Regions from separate parts of the Homo sapiens genome. Here region 2 is linked to region 1. The links are chromatin loops, found by intact Hi-C in ENCODE. Cell type or tissue: prostate gland. All regions are shown on one strand. Links, peaks and the distances in the headings refer to the core of each region. The heading gives the core; the rest is flanking DNA.

Region 1 (6,700 bases), core at 1,701-6,700:
TCCGTGGTGGCCACGTGTGCAGTGCGGGAGGGCACAGAGCCCGTGACCTTTGCCTGGCAGCATCGGGCACCCCGAGGCCTTGGAGAGGCCCTGGTGGGGGTCACTGAGCCACTATTCCAGCTGGACCCTGTCAACCGGACACACCTAGGGTGGTACATGTGCAGCGCCAGCAACTCCGTGAACAGGCTGAGCAGTGACGGGGCCTTCCTGGACGTCATTTGTGAGTCAGACTGTGGTGGGGGGGCTGTCAGGGCTGACACCCATCTCCCCATCCACACTCAGCCTTCCACACCTCAGAACTCCCCAAATCCCTCCACTGCAGGAGTGCCTCGCCCTCTAAAAGTCTCCAGCAGGCAAGAGTCACGGGGTGCCGTGCCCCTGCTGCCCACTGCAGCTCTAGTTCCAGGCTGTTAGCCTTATAAAGGTCAAGGACACCCTTTTCCAGGAAAACGTGCATACATTCATGCTTACAATTTCACTCACCATTTCACTGGCGGCCTGGAGAGTCTGCCTTTAGGTTGAGCCTGGAGGGCTCTCAGAAACCAACAGGACCCCAGGAGACAGGAATGGGGCCACAGTGGGAGGAGAGGGCAGCAAGCCTGAAGTTAGAAGTCAGGAGCCCCGGGTGAAAGATGAAGGCCAGGGTGGCCTGGAGCTCGCTGTCCCACATGGCAGCCACGCATGTGTATCTTCGGTCACTTGAGATGGAGCCAATCCAAACTGAGCTGTGCTGTAGGCATGGAAGGCACACTTGATTTTGAAGCTTTAGTCCAAAAGAAAGAATGTAAAATATCCGTAACTTCTATATTGATTATATATTGAAATAACATTCTGGATATATTTGGTTAAATAAATATATTCTTAAAGTAAAACACCTATTGGTGGTTTTTGTTTTTGTTTTCTGCTTGATCGGGTTTGGTCATTTTTACGTAAGATTTGGCTACTAGAACGTGTTATAAAAAAAAATCTGTGTCTGGCATCCGCCTATTGGACGGTGCTGGTCTTAGACGTTTTAAGGAGCGAGGACGAATGGCGTCCTATTTATCGGTCTTCACCGTGGCGGTTTGTGGAAATTGTGAACTGAGGACTGTTGAGGCAGGTGAGCAGGAGAGTTCTTGCGAAAGAGGCAGGAGCAGACTGGAAGTAGGCAAAGAATTCAGAACTCTTTTGGAGTCAGGGAGAGCTTCGAAGATGGTGACCCTGAGCTTGGAACGCAGGAGAGAGGGGAAGGTGGAGTCCAAGGAAGTGAAAGGAGGTGGCTGCTGGGATAGGGTTCAGGACATCATCCCACTGTAGTATCTTACTTCTGCAGTCTACAGTGGCCGAATGTCTGCTTCCAAGAGCCCCTCAGTCTCAGGCACATGGGAAGCATTGGTCCCCTACCTCTCTTCTGCCCCACCTTGGCCCAACCCAGGAGTCCCTCCAGGAAGTGCCCACAGCCCAGGGTGCTCACCTCCACACATAAGCCCTGAGCACCCTGGACTGTGCCCATGGCCCCTGGACTCTGAGCTCTAAGAGGGCCTAGCCTTGGGGTGGACACGGGCCAGTGCATACTACATGCCCCTAGGATGGATGCATACATTCAGAGATGAGCATGTGCGTGAATGAAGGAATGAAGCTGGGGAGGTGTAACTGGCCTTCCTTGCTCTCCAGATGGTCCTGACAAGCCTGTGATCACCATGGAGCCGCTGGGACTCACTGAGGAGGGCTTCTGGGCCAGTGAGAGGGAAGAGGTGACCCTGAGCTGTCTGGCTGCCTCCAACCCACCTAGTCACTATGTGTGGCTCCGTGACCACACGCAAGTCCACACGGGGCCTACCTATGTCATCGCCAGAGCTGGCCGTGTCCACACAGGCCTGTACACCTGCCTGGCCCGCAACAGCTACCTGGACACCCGCACCCAGACTACTGTCCAGCTCACCATCTACTGTGAGTGTGGGGGTCGGGTGACGCCCAGACCTGTCCTGGGGACAACTCACGCTGGAGCCTTTGTGGGGCTGTTCTGGGGCAGACCCCGCCGTCCCGTGGAGAGGCGTGTGCCAAAGCTGCTCTTGTTGGAGGGAGGTCTCCAACCAAGTGGAGTTGGAGGCAGGGAAAGAGGAGAAGAAAACTGTGGGAAGGGGAAGGGGAAGGGGAAGGGAGGGGGAAGCTACTGACACTACATAGCACCCCGCCGCTAAGTGATTATTCCCATGGCCCTGCGGACTGAACTGAGGCACAGAGAAGGGCGATGGCAGTGAGGCAAGGTGTGCTGGCTCCTGGGTGCCCAGGGACAGAGACGAGAATGGGAGATAGGGCCCTCCATGGGGCCTCTGGGATTCCTTGGGGACTCCAAACTCCTGTACACTCGGTAACCTCCTGCCCCTGACCTGAGAGCTCAGCCTGTTCCTCACCAGCCCCTCAGAGAGACTCAATCTTTCCCCTAACCCACTTCTCCCTGCTCCCCTACCCACTGACACCCCTGGCCTCCAGACTCCCCTGCCTGGGCCTGGGGGCTGCAGGGCACTGGCAGTGGAGCCTGCTCCAGCCTCACCCACTTCCCCATCCAGATCCCCCTGAGGGACAGCCCTCCTGTGCAGTGCATCCCAGCCCTGAGGCTGTGACCCTGCTCTGTGCCTGGCCTGGGGGGCTTCCGCCTGCCCAACTGCAGTGGGAAGGGCCTCAGGGACCTGGCCCTACTGCCCCCAGCAACGTCACCTGGAGTCACGCAGCCGCCCAGCTCCCCAGTGGCAGCGTCTTCACCTGCACTGGCCAGCACCCAGCCCTGGCACCGCCTGCCCTCTGCACAGTCATGCTCTGTGAGTGGACACAGGAAACCCCAGGGCTCTGACATTCCAGGCAGAGTGTGGGTAGAGGTCAGGGTAGAGGCGGGGGGCCTGGGATCTGGGTGGCTCTCCAGACCGCAGGCTCCAAAACACGCCATGTAACAAGGAGGTGGGCGGCACTCAGCTCTCAGTCCCCATCTCCCATCTTTCCCATCCACACTGTGCTCTGTTCCCCTCACTTTGGGCTTGGAGCCCTGACACCTCCCCACTGTCCCTGCCTGCAGGGTCAGCAGGCTCTCACCGCCCTTACACTGCACTTCTACCGCTCTGACGCATGTTGGGCTTGAAACTTGCCTTCAGCATTCTCTCTGCCAAGTGTGCAGAGAGAAACTCCCAGCCATCAGCCAAGACAGAGTCCAGATGTCATCCTGTCCTCTTTCCGGAAGCCCCAGGGAGTTTGTCTTTCTGTCTATATTCTAGCACACATCAAATCATAATAATTGTTTAATGTCTGTTCCCACCATTTCCCTGGCACATGATCAATAAATGATGAGTGTGTGAATGAGTGAGTGACAAAGTAATGAAGGAAGGAGGGAGTGAAGGAACCAATGAAGGAAGGGGGATAGGGTGGAACTGCCAAGCCCTTCCTCCTTCCACAGGGCCATACTGAGCCATCATTCCTTCCAGGGGAGCCTCTCGGGAGGCCTACCTGCTGGAGCACAGCCACAATGGGGGACCAGTTCATCATGCTGAGCTGCGAGTGGCCTGGCGGCGAGCCCCCTGCCACGCTGGGCTGGCTTGACGAACAGCAGCAGCCCCTGGGCGGCAGCAGCTCCTCGATGGCCGTTCACCTCCTGCAGGCCCAAGAAGATCTGGCTGGCAGAGAGTTCACCTGCCGGGGCACTCACCTGCTCAGGACCCCTGACCCCCACTGCCACCTCCAGCTGGGTGAGTAGGGGCTAGCGAGTTTGTTCTGGGGCTGGGACAGGAGGAGGAACCCTTTGGAATCAGGATAAAGAGATCTTAGGGGGTGGCTGTGCTGGCATGGAAAGTGAGTCAGTGCGGACGGGGAAGCTAGGAGGTAGTTAGGAGCTGAGCTCCCAGGGACTCAAGTTTTCTTTGATCCATAAAATGAGGGGGTTAGGCTAGGTCAGAGTTGTGTAATAAAAATATAATGTGAGCCATATATGTGATTTAAAATATTCTAGCAGCCACATTTAAAAAGAAGAAGAAACAAGTGAAACACTTCAGTTAACTCAATATATCCAGTATATCATTTCAACATGTAATAATAAAAATTATTAATGAGATATTTTACATTCTTTTTATATCTTGTCTCCAAAATCTGGTATATATACAATTACTGCACATCTCAATCTGGACTGGCCACATTTCAAGTTCCCATATTGACGTGGCTGGTCACTACAATATTGGATAGCACTGATCTAGATGAAGTGGAAATGCCAACTGCATAATCTTCACTTACATGGATTTGCATAAGAGAGGTGCCTGATTATATTAATATTTCAGAAGTCAGTTCTCTACCTCTCTTACTCTGTTTGGTTTTGGTCTGGTTCTTCCTTATCTTCATCTGGCTCTGCCAGTCTATTTACTGCAACCAGGAAAAAAGAATTAAATATCAAAGTAAAAAATAATGTGAGAAAAGCAAACAGAGAAGCTGTCACACACAACAGTTCTCACAGAATGCTTTACCTCTTGGTCTCCAAAGGCTTGGTAACTAGCATGTTCTCAGGGCTCTAAGGAGGTCTCAACCCCAAATATTTCCTTCCCTATTACTTGGTCTCAGGACCGGAAATTCCATCGTAGGAGATTCATTGACACCTGAGAGTCTGGGTCTTTAATAAGTCAGTCCATAAAATCTGAGCACCTGCTATGGTCCCAGCACTATGCCTGGAGCCAGCCGGGAGGTGGGGGGCCACTAGTGGGAGGGAGGCCAGGTGCTGGAAGGGGCCGTTCATGCAGAGACTAGTAAGGCAGGGCCCTGCCTGCAGGAGCCGAGGCTAGGGTGGGGCAGGGAAGGAACAGGGAGGAACACTGCTGATTTCATCATATATTAGCGAGCCCTGGCGCACACTGTGACAGGAACTTGGCATAGAATGGGAACCTGAAGAGAAGGCAGACTGGCCCCAGACAAGCCTCATTGTCAACTCCGCAGCTCTCCCGCTCCATCTCTTCTCCATGCCTTCCAATGCTGGCCAGCACCTTGTCCCCAAGCCCTCCCACTAGCCGGCCTCATCCTCTCTGTCCCCGCAGAAGCCCCACAGCTGGACGTGGCTGAGCCCCGCGTGTCAGTGTTGGAGGGGGGAGAGGCCTGGCTGGAGTGCTCTCTCCGCGGGGGCACACCACCTGCCCAGCTCCTCTGGCTGGGGCCTCAACAACAAAAAGTGGACCCCGGCACTTCAGGATTCATGCTGCACCCTGAGGGTGCCCAGCTGCGCCTGGGCATCTACGATGCTGACCCGGCACACCACAGGGGCACCTACCAATGCGTGGCCCGCAACGCCGTGGGCAATAGCAGTCAGAGTGTGCTGCTGGAGGTCCTGAGTGAGTGAGGGGTTGAATGCGTGTGTGTGGTGAGGTGGGGGCTGGGAGACCAACAGCCACAGAGTGCTTTAAGTGGAAAGGCACAAGGATTCCCTGCTCCAAAATTTGGACGCTTGAGCTTCCTTGGGCATAGGCAGGACTCAAGAGATAGATGGGCAACATGCGCGTGAATCTGCTGCACTCACGGCAAACAGAACGCCATGCAGGCAGGATCGCCTTTCATTTTATAGATGAAAAAAACTGATGGGACAAGGCAGGGCTTCTCAGGTCCACAGACCCCAATCCAGTGCCTTGTCCACACTGCCAGGCTGTCTCTTGACAGGAGCAAATCTGGGGGCACAAGGTCACGTGGTTGTAGGTATACATGTCCCTTGTTTTGTCCCCACCCTCACCCAGGATATCCAGCTCCTCCCAATGTCACCATCAGCCGCCTGACCTACGGGAGGCACCGGAGAGAGGTGCAGCTTCAATGGGCCATCTTAGGACCCGGGAACCTGACGGGCTTCCTGGTGCAGCGGAAGGCCAGTGCCCTGGGCCCAGGAGCTGGGGCGTGGGAGACAGCAGCTAGTGACATCGAGCCAGAGAGCCGAGGACGGCGGCTGGGGGGCTTGGACCCCGGGGTCCTTTATGCCTTCCGCATCCTGGCTCTGAATCACCACACTGCAGGACATCCCTCTGAGGTGAAGATACCAGGTGCCAGCTAATGCCAGGGAGGGACCCACCTTTTCTCCAAAGCGCTGGCCCCTGGTTCATCTTCCTCTTCACAGGGCATCCCCTCCTCTCTTCCTTTGCTCGCATCCTACTGAATTCTCCCATCCCCAGCCCGTCCTCCTCTCTCTCCACTCTCCCCTCAGATAATCTCCACGACTCTTTCCTGTCCCTCCCTGGGGGGCTTGGGAGGCTCCAGGCTGAGGGTTAGGAACCCTAATTCATGTGATCAGAATAGAGAGGAAGGAAAAGGTGCTGGTGACTAAGAACAGGAGCCGACTCTGTGCCTCAGTCTCCCCTCCAGGGCTACAAGCAGGCTCTCAGCTTCCTGCTGCCCCCTCTCCATCCTGGGAATTCCTGATTTTACGGCATGCTCCCCTTCAGCCCCAAGCCGCCAAGATAACCAACCTTTTGTCTTCTGCACCAGAAACAGGGGATTTGGCAGGAGAGTCAAACCCCAGAGCACTAGGCAGACAGAGCGCCGCCTTCCTTGGGAGAGACCTGATCTCCAGGATTCTCTGGGTCCCCATGTCAGCTGCAGGGGGAACTGGATGAGCAGGGCACCGCTTCTCCAGAACCCTAGTGGTTCCCTACGAGCCACTGTGGCCCAAGTTCTGCAGTGGCTCTAAACCATGGAACCTGTGCTCTCCCCTCCTAGCGGA
Region 2 (8,433 bases), core at 3,358-8,357, 63 kb after region 1:
CTGAATTTGAATTAAGTCAAGTTTGAGTCCATTTCCATGAATATTAATAGTCTATATACCAGTACATCAAAAATCATATATAGTTTTTAAGTCATCATCACAAAAAATCAGTAAAATATGAAGAATTAATATTATACATCCCATTAGAAAATAACTTTGGATAAGACACAGGGAATATATACATACAGGTATTACTTAATAGTACCACAACTCTACATTCTCAATGAAGGCCAGTCCTTTAGACCCAATACTGTAGTTATCAAGGGCATAAAAAATGTCTGCAATATCATTTTCGGTAGCTTAGAAAACCAAAAGCATTCATCTCAAAGACAGGTTATATTCTGGGCCTGCTCCCAAATGAGAGCTTTCTGTATTGCACCTACAATCTTAACAAACACATCAGAAACAGAGACCAAAATTCATGTGATTCACATAAAGTGAAATACCAAGAAATACAGTTCTACATTTCACTGTCATCAGGAAAAAATATAGAGAGATTGCTGGATTCATTAAAATAACATATTTCAAATCACTTTATCTTCTATTATAAAAGGAAATTACTCAACTAAAAATAAATAATAATGGCAACTCACCAACCATGAGAGATGCTTCTGCCTGTGTGGTACCATGTTCATTTGCAGCTTCGCAGATGTATTTCCCCGCATGTTCCTGAGTCACAGCCTGAATATGGAGAGAGCTTGCACCAGCTTGGGACAGGACGAAGTACACAGGCTCCAGGTTCAAGCCCTCAGGTCTTGATAACTGTGATTTTCGGGATTTCGATCTCAGGACTTGAGATGGATGGCTGGTTATCAATCCATGGCTGTCATACCAACGAATGACCGGAACCGGCAGCCCACTGGCATTGCAGGACAGAGTAACAAAGTCTCCGTCTGCAACCTTTGCACTTACTGGTGCCGTAATTATAACTGGCTTGAATCCACCGTCTATTAAAAAAGTAATTCACATATGAAAAATGAAGAACATTGTAGTACCTACGATGCAAAACAACTTCATCCTATCACGTAAATGTGGGAGTAATGATTAAAACCAAGATAGCTACCTCCTTATTAGTTCCCTTCTCAACTTTCACCAAGTAAGACTGTCAATAAATGGTAGAGTTGTTTCATAGCTGTGGGCTCCTAAACATTTCCTACGTAAATTTCCTGTCCTTCAGAAAGAAAGGAATATATATAAAGAAATCTTTTGAGAGTTTTCTGAAGGTACACTACACATATCTGACCACTGCAAATATAGAACATATAAGGTTGAAACCTCAGACCTTAACAGGAAAAATGTGTAAATAAGTATAAAAGTAGATAATTTTCCTTCAAGAAAATGGTCAATTTTGTGGGGTAGGGTGGGAAGGGAGGCAGGAATCTGATTATAAAAAGCGTGGGAGAAAAAAACCTGTTCTCAATAAAAGCTGATACTGATGATACCTGTATGTTTTTTCCCATAGGCATGAACAGAATTTTTGTTTCTAAATTAAAGTGGCACCAAATCTTTCCTTTTGGTCCTGGTATTCTCTGGAGGTATTTTGAAGAGAGCTTACAATGGAATATTGATCAAAGTAAATGACATTTTCTCTAGCATGTCTGTCTTTTTCTCCAGTCCTCCTTCCCATGTCTGACAAAACCAACCAACAACTGATACCGGATTTCTGGATTTTTGCCAAGCTACTGAGTGTAAAATGCTATCTCACTGGTCAGAACATGCATTTTCCTGAGGACTAATGAGGCTGAACATCTTTGCATGTGATTATGCGACATTATTAATTTTCCTCCTCTGTGAAATGCCTTTGTCAGTTTTTCTATTGGGTCATGAATCTTTTCTGCAGTGATTCGGAGTTCTCTGTATATACTAGATTCTGTTCTTTTGTTTAGGTATGCATGTGACTAGTATCTCCTTCCTAATGTACTGCTTTTCTTTTCAGCTTTTAACAGTATCTATTAGGAAGATGTTTTCATTTCAATGTGGTCATCCTTTAAAATGAGCCTTTTAAAATGTCTTATTAAAAAGTTTTACCCACAGATCATACATTCTTCAATGTTTTCTTGAAAACCTTTTTCATCTCGTCTTTCATATTTAGATCTTTAATCCACTGAGAATGTATCTTTTATACAATGTGAGTAAGACCCTGAGTTTCACTTTTACCTCCATGCTGATAACAATTATCCCACATCAAAATGCGAAATGGGTCTCCTCCCTGCTGATCTGCAATGCCGGCTCAGTCAAGCCCTTACATGCAAATGTCTTTCTGAAAGTCTCTATCTTGTTCCAAGAGTCTATCTGTTTCTGTACCAATATAATATTTTCTTAATTACTACAGATATTTTAGATGTTTAAGGCAAGTCTCCCATGTTCTTTTTCTCCTTCGAGTGTCTTTGCCATTCTTGGGCATTGGGTTATGCATATAAATTTTAGAATCAGTTTGTCAAGGTCCTTAAAATATTATGATGGGATTTTAATTTGAATTGCATAAATCCACAGAAAATTTTTAGACCAGATAACTATATAATACTGAATACAATATATAATATTGAGGAACTGATATCTCTTCCTATATAACTGGCTGTGCTTTACTGCTGTGATATAAAAAAGGTGGTTTTTAAATTATACTTTCTGTTTGTTGCTGGTATGCAGAAAGGCAACTGATTTTTTTTTTTTAAGAGACATAATCTCGCTCTGTCGCCCAGGCCGGAGTGCAGTAGTGCGATCTCAGCTCACTGCAACCTCCACCTCCCGGGTTCTAGAAATTCTCCTGCCTCAGCCTCCTGAGTAGCTGGGACTACAGGTTCACGCTGCCATGCCTGGCTTTTTTTTTTTTTTTTGTATTTTAGTAGAGACGGGGTTTCACTGTGTTGCCCAGGCTGGCCTCGAACTCCTGAGCTCAGGCAATCCACCCACCTCCACCTCCCAAAGTGCTAGGATTACAGGCGTGAGCCACCGCACCTGGCCAAGGCAACTGATTTTTGTTCATTGGTCTTCATCCATCCACCTTGCTAAATATTATTATTTATCATAATAGGTTATAATAGGACATACAACAGCCATCATAATGGCCAGCAAACTATTTGGGATAGCCCATGTTGACAATCATATCCAGCTGTAAATTAACAATGATCTGGGTTCTTTCCTTCTTTTTCATGTCTTTCTGTGCTGGTTAGGATTTCCAGTATAATGATGGCCAGAAGAGATTTTCAAAGGGAGTGCTTCTTATATTTCACCATTAAATGCAATGTTTCCTGTAAGTCCTTGTTAGACACTCCTTATTAAGAAAGTTCAACTCTATTTCTACTTTTCTAAGTGTCTAACATGGATACTTAATTACGTCCAATGTTTTTCCATCTCTAGTGAGATAATCATACTGTTTTTCTCCTTTATTCAATAAATAGGGTGAATGACACTCTACATTTTCAAGTGGATTCCTGGGATAACTGTTCAGAAATGACGTATTTTCTTTTTTACACTGTCCTGGCTTGCTGATATATTATTTAGGATATTTACACCTATGTTCATAAATGAGATTGGGCTTTGATTTTCCTTTCTTGCACCATCTTATTGTGGTTCTGGAATCAAGACTGGAGAGTTTCCATCTTTTCCTCTTCTCTGGAACACTTTGTACAATATCTGAAATGGTCTATCACTTCGAAGTTTGGTAGAACCTCCATAAAATCATCTGGCCCCTTATTTTCTTTGTGAGATTTTTAACTCCTAATTCAACTTCTTTCATAGGTGTAGGACTATTCAAGCTTATTTCTTTTCAGTCAGCATTGCTAAGTTACATTTTTTCCTCAGAATTTGTCCATTTCTGTCTTTATTATAATTTTTTGTCACAAAATTTAGCTTAATCTTATTATCTTTAATTGCTGTAAGACTTGTATTTATAGCCCTCTTTTGTTCCTAATATTATTTGTACCTTCTTTCTTTTCTTTGGATCATTTTCCCCAAAGATGTGTCCATTTTCTTAGACTTTACAAAGGGCCAACCTCTATCTTTATTGATCCTCTGTATTTTATCTTTGTTTTCTATTTAATTGATTTCTGCCCTTATTTTTATGATCTTTTTTTCTTTCTTTGAATCTATTCTGTTATCCTTTTACTTCACTCAGTAGTTTTTAGTCTTACTAATTTTCTTTTACAGCCACAGAAGGCTATAAATTTCCTTTTAAATTCCATTTGACTGTCTCTTACAAAACTGATCTGTAGCATTTTCATTATCATCCAGTTCAAAGTATTTTAAATTTCCATTATGATTTCTTTTTTTGATCCAACTATTGAGAAGTATAATTTTAAATGTCCAAATACATGCCAATTTTTAAAAATTGTTTTCATTATTAACTTCTAAATAACTTACACTAATGTCAGAACATTTGGTCCATATTATATTGATTTTCTGAAATTTAAAATATTTATAACTCATATCATAAACAATTGATTTCCCTAACAGATAAAGAACTCTTATAAATCAAGAAGAAAAAAGACCAACGACCTAATTTTTTCAATGAGCGAAAGACAAAGAACAGTCAATACACAGAAATGCAAATTTAAAGGGCTCAAAAACATGAAAAGAGGCCCAACTTTACTTGTAATAAAAGAAATATAGATTAAATGGTTCTCTTTTTTACCTATCAGATTGGCAAAGACTTTAAAAATTGACAATGCCCCATGTTGGTGAGGGTTTGAGGAAACAAGGAGAGTTAAGTATTGCTGGTGGGAGTGTACACTGATAACGACTATGGAGAGTGATTCAGTAATCTCTACCAAAATTACCAACACAGATATGGTTTTATTCTGCAAGTTCATTTCTAGGAATTTCTTTTACAAATACTCACACAGGCGCAAAATAATCTTTGTAGAAGGGCATTCATTATAGAACTATTTGTAATAGCAAAAGATTAAAAACAACCATCAATAAGGTACTAGTCAAATTGTTACAACTACACAATGGACCACTAAGCAGCAACTTTTTAAAAAGGAATGAAAATACTTTTTATGTACCATATGAGAAGATATCCCAAGATGTTAAGTAAAAAATTTATGGTAAAGAATGCTACCACTATTTAGGTAAAAAAAACAAAAAAAGGTATTGTTATAAAATGCACACACACTCTCTCATGTTGTGTGAAACCACTCATATGTGCACTACATACAAGGCTGCTCAAGAAACTGATAAAACTAATTATTTCTAAAGAGAGGAACTGACTGTCTAGGGAATAAGAGTAAGAGAGAGATTGTACCATATAGATTTTTAAAGTAGGCAGAATCTGTTGAAAATTTTTTAAAAACTTTTTTTAATGAGCTTGATTAATAAGATTACTTCTTCATGGAAATGCCTACCTGTCACTAGCCAGGACCATGGAAAATGAACACCGTTCTTGTACGGTGCTAGGGTTATTTTCTTTTAGTAAAAATAATTTCATTTTTGACCACAACAAAAGCCCATCTGTAAAATAAAAGTTCTTATGACTGGCACGACCTAAAAGCCTACCATTTTCAATTTCAAGTCTTCCAGTAGAGTGCATAAATCCAATCCCATTATCTGCTACACACTGATACATCCCAACATCTTCCACAGTAACCCCACTGATTTTCAGTCCGTTTCCTGCAGTTAGATGTCGTGCAGAAGGATGAATAGGCTGTGCATTGTGAAACCAGGTACAGTTGGGGGCTGGGTTCCCATGAACGTCGCAGGTAAAGTGTACTGTGGCACCCAGAGACACTATCTGATCCTGTAGTCCTTTAGAAATGGAAGCATGTTCTGAAAATAAAACACACAAATTAAACTCTAGCCCTCAAAATGTACTTCTTAAATTATCACTCGAGTGATAAAAATCTTCTCTCTACCAATAACCAGTTGAAACAAAGTTGCATTGTTTATTCACATTCTTCTGTCTGCTGTGGTAATCAAGAAAAAAATTAGAAATGTTCCACTAATAGGATAAACCATATGTTGCTAATAAGATATAGTCTCCTTTCATAGATTACACCACCCACTTAACTCCCCACAACATACGCGAATACACACATATATACAAATAGTTTCTAATCCTGGGCTTCTCTTAGCATTTATTTCAGGTGATTAGCTTGAAATACAGTAACAATTTCCCTGGATTTCACACTAAACAGAAGCCAAAACAGAAGAACGTTTTACTCAGAGGTTAAATTATGTTTACGGTCAATTCAACTTTGAGGTTAGATGTATAATGGTGAAAATAAAAGAACAAAACTTCCTTTAGGGATCCTTAAAGTCACTTATTACCCACAAGTGTATCATTTATCAGAATTTGTAGCCTCAGTCTAAATTATGCATATTAATCCAGTCCTAATCACTGAATTCCAAAGCCCACTTGTCATACACTTATGTTAATTCCAGTGTTGCTAACCTATAGCAGGCCATGGTTATAAATATTATAAATACATGCAAAGAGTTTACAAAAGTTTTATTCACTATGAAACCACTTTCCACCTAATTTTTTCATGAAAATCTGTTTCAATAAAGGAAAACATTTTCTGCAGCTACACATGATAGTGAGGTAGGTAGCTGGTTAGAAACAAAGGAATAGCTTTGAAATAAAGTATACATAGAAATGTGGGTGGAAATAATTCAATTTTATCACCCAGGCATTGGTAAGAGCACCCAAAAAAAGAAAATTAAATTAAATAGATTGATTTCTTTTTGAGATGACATTTTCTTTTTTGAGACAGGGTCTGGCTCTGTCGCCCAGACTGGAGTGCGGTGGCGTGATCTCAGCTCACTGCAACCTCCACCTCCCGGGTTCAAACCACCCTCCCACCTCAGCCTCCCAAGTAGCTGGGATTACAAGCCTGTGCCACCACACCCAGCTAATTTTTGTATTTTTGGTAGAGATGGGGTTTCGCCATATTGCCCAAGATAGTGTTGGACTCCTGGGCTCAAGTATTCTGCCCTCCTCAGCCTCCCAAAGTGTGAGTTACCATGCCTGGCCTGACATTTTCTCATCAGTACTCTGTCTTAGTTACTATTACTGGATACTACACACAGATATAGGCTAGATTCTTCCATTCTCCTGATTTCCAGTTTTTTCCTCCATGTTATGAAGAAGGGAGAATAATTTCTATATTGTACAACGAGGTTGGGGGTGAGGTTCCGAAGAATATTCCATGCGAAATGCTCTATGCCACCCAGAAAAATGGCCTAATTCAGCAGTCCATTATAAAAATGAAACTTGTTCTGGCTAGGGTATAGATAGTTCTAGATACTCCCTATTTCAATTTCACAAATAGATCTTTCCTTCAGGTATCAGTTAGACCAGAAAAATGGCTTCATTTGAAAAAAATTAAAAACTAACATCTTACCAAGTACATTAACCATGTAAGTCACATATTTTACATCTCCAGACTTGTTTCCCGCCATGCAGGAATAGTTTCCGGAGTCCGCCGGGTCAACGCTATCAGTGGCAAGATGAGAATACAACCTTCTCCAGTTGCTTCCTGGTGCAATGTCCTGCCCGTCCTTTAGCCAATACACTTGAGGAGCCGGGACCCCACTCACCACACACTCCAAGGTTACAGGGCTACGAGAAAGAACAGCTAATGCCTGTGAATGGGTGGGGTGAAGAATGTGAACATCATCTGAAGAAGGACCTGGAAAAGGAAAGGAGATGAGAGATTATTAGTAAGTCTTCGATTCTAATCTCTTGCTTAGCAAACCTGTGGGCATCACCATTTTCCCATGTATTCTTTATACTACAAGGTCCTATTTGGTGGTTAAATCCTTTTTAGTTGAGGATTAAAAGATTTTTGTGGTCCTTTAGGGCTACTTCTGAATTGGCAGTTTGGAAATGCAGAATTCCCAACAAGTTCAGAAGCCACGCCTCTGCTATGCTCTATTGGTGCTACCTCAACTCAACCGCCATAACCTAAAAATCAACAGTGATTTTCATTACATCTGAAAGAAAGAGGACAGACATATCTCTTTTTTTTTTTTTTCAAAATTCACAGACATCAATTTAATGACCACTACTATAAAGCTGTATCTCCTCTATTTCTTCTTGTTTGAACAAAGGGCAAAATTCTCCACATGTATTCACTCTGTCACCTTGGCCAAAATTCCCTTCTGTAAGTTACATTTTTAAAGCATGTACAGAACTCTTCTATAATGCATTCATGTATTTACTTTTTTTTTTAAGACAGAGTCACATTCTGTCACCCAGGCTGGAGTGCAGTGGCGCAATCTCAGCTCACTGCAACCTCTGCCTCCCACGTTCAAGCGATTCTACTGCCTCAGCCTCTCAAGTAGCTGGGACTACAGGCATGTGCTGCCACACCCAGCTAATTTTTGTATTTTTATTAGAGACAGGGTTTCACCCTGTTGGTCAGGCTGGTCTCAAACTCCTGACCTCAGGTGATCCACCTGCCTCAGCCTCCCAAAGTGCTGAGATCACAGGGG

What was found. A loop is a pair of places that touch in the nucleus more often than their neighbours do. Peaks named below come from ENCODE experiments on the same cell type or tissue, not always from the same donor. Only the 100,000 strongest peaks of a DNase experiment are listed, where the experiment ranks them.
Region 2: a loop joins it to region 1, with 3 times the contacts of the local background. A loop is called at or near these places in 6 of 110 quality-filtered maps.

Annotation. Positions count from the first base shown.
Region 1 is chr11:125,948,361-125,955,060 of GRCh38, forward strand. It overlaps VSIG10L2 (V-set and immunoglobulin domain containing 10 like 2), which reads left to right. Exons shown (of 12, transcript NM_001365077.2): 3 at 1-220; 4 at 1,654-1,929; 5 at 2,550-2,798; 6 at 3,453-3,713; 7 at 5,040-5,330; 8 at 5,727-6,023; 9 at 6,697-6,700. Among named protein-coding and RNA genes, the nearest start is that of VSIG10L2, 5.7 kb to the left of the region's middle. In prostate gland, for the core only: a CTCF peak has its summit at 4,772; a DNase peak (open chromatin) is centred at 4,831; H3K27ac peaks cover 2,686 bases.
Region 2 is chr11:126,009,748-126,018,180 of GRCh38, forward strand. It overlaps CDON (cell adhesion associated, oncogene regulated), which reads right to left. Exons shown (of 20, transcript NM_001378964.1): 6 at 7,341-7,628; 7 at 5,494-5,763; 8 at 594-947. Among named protein-coding and RNA genes, the nearest start is that of CDON, 49 kb to the right of the region's middle. In prostate gland, for the core only: no CTCF peak of the experiment used is centred there; no DNase peak of the experiment used is centred there.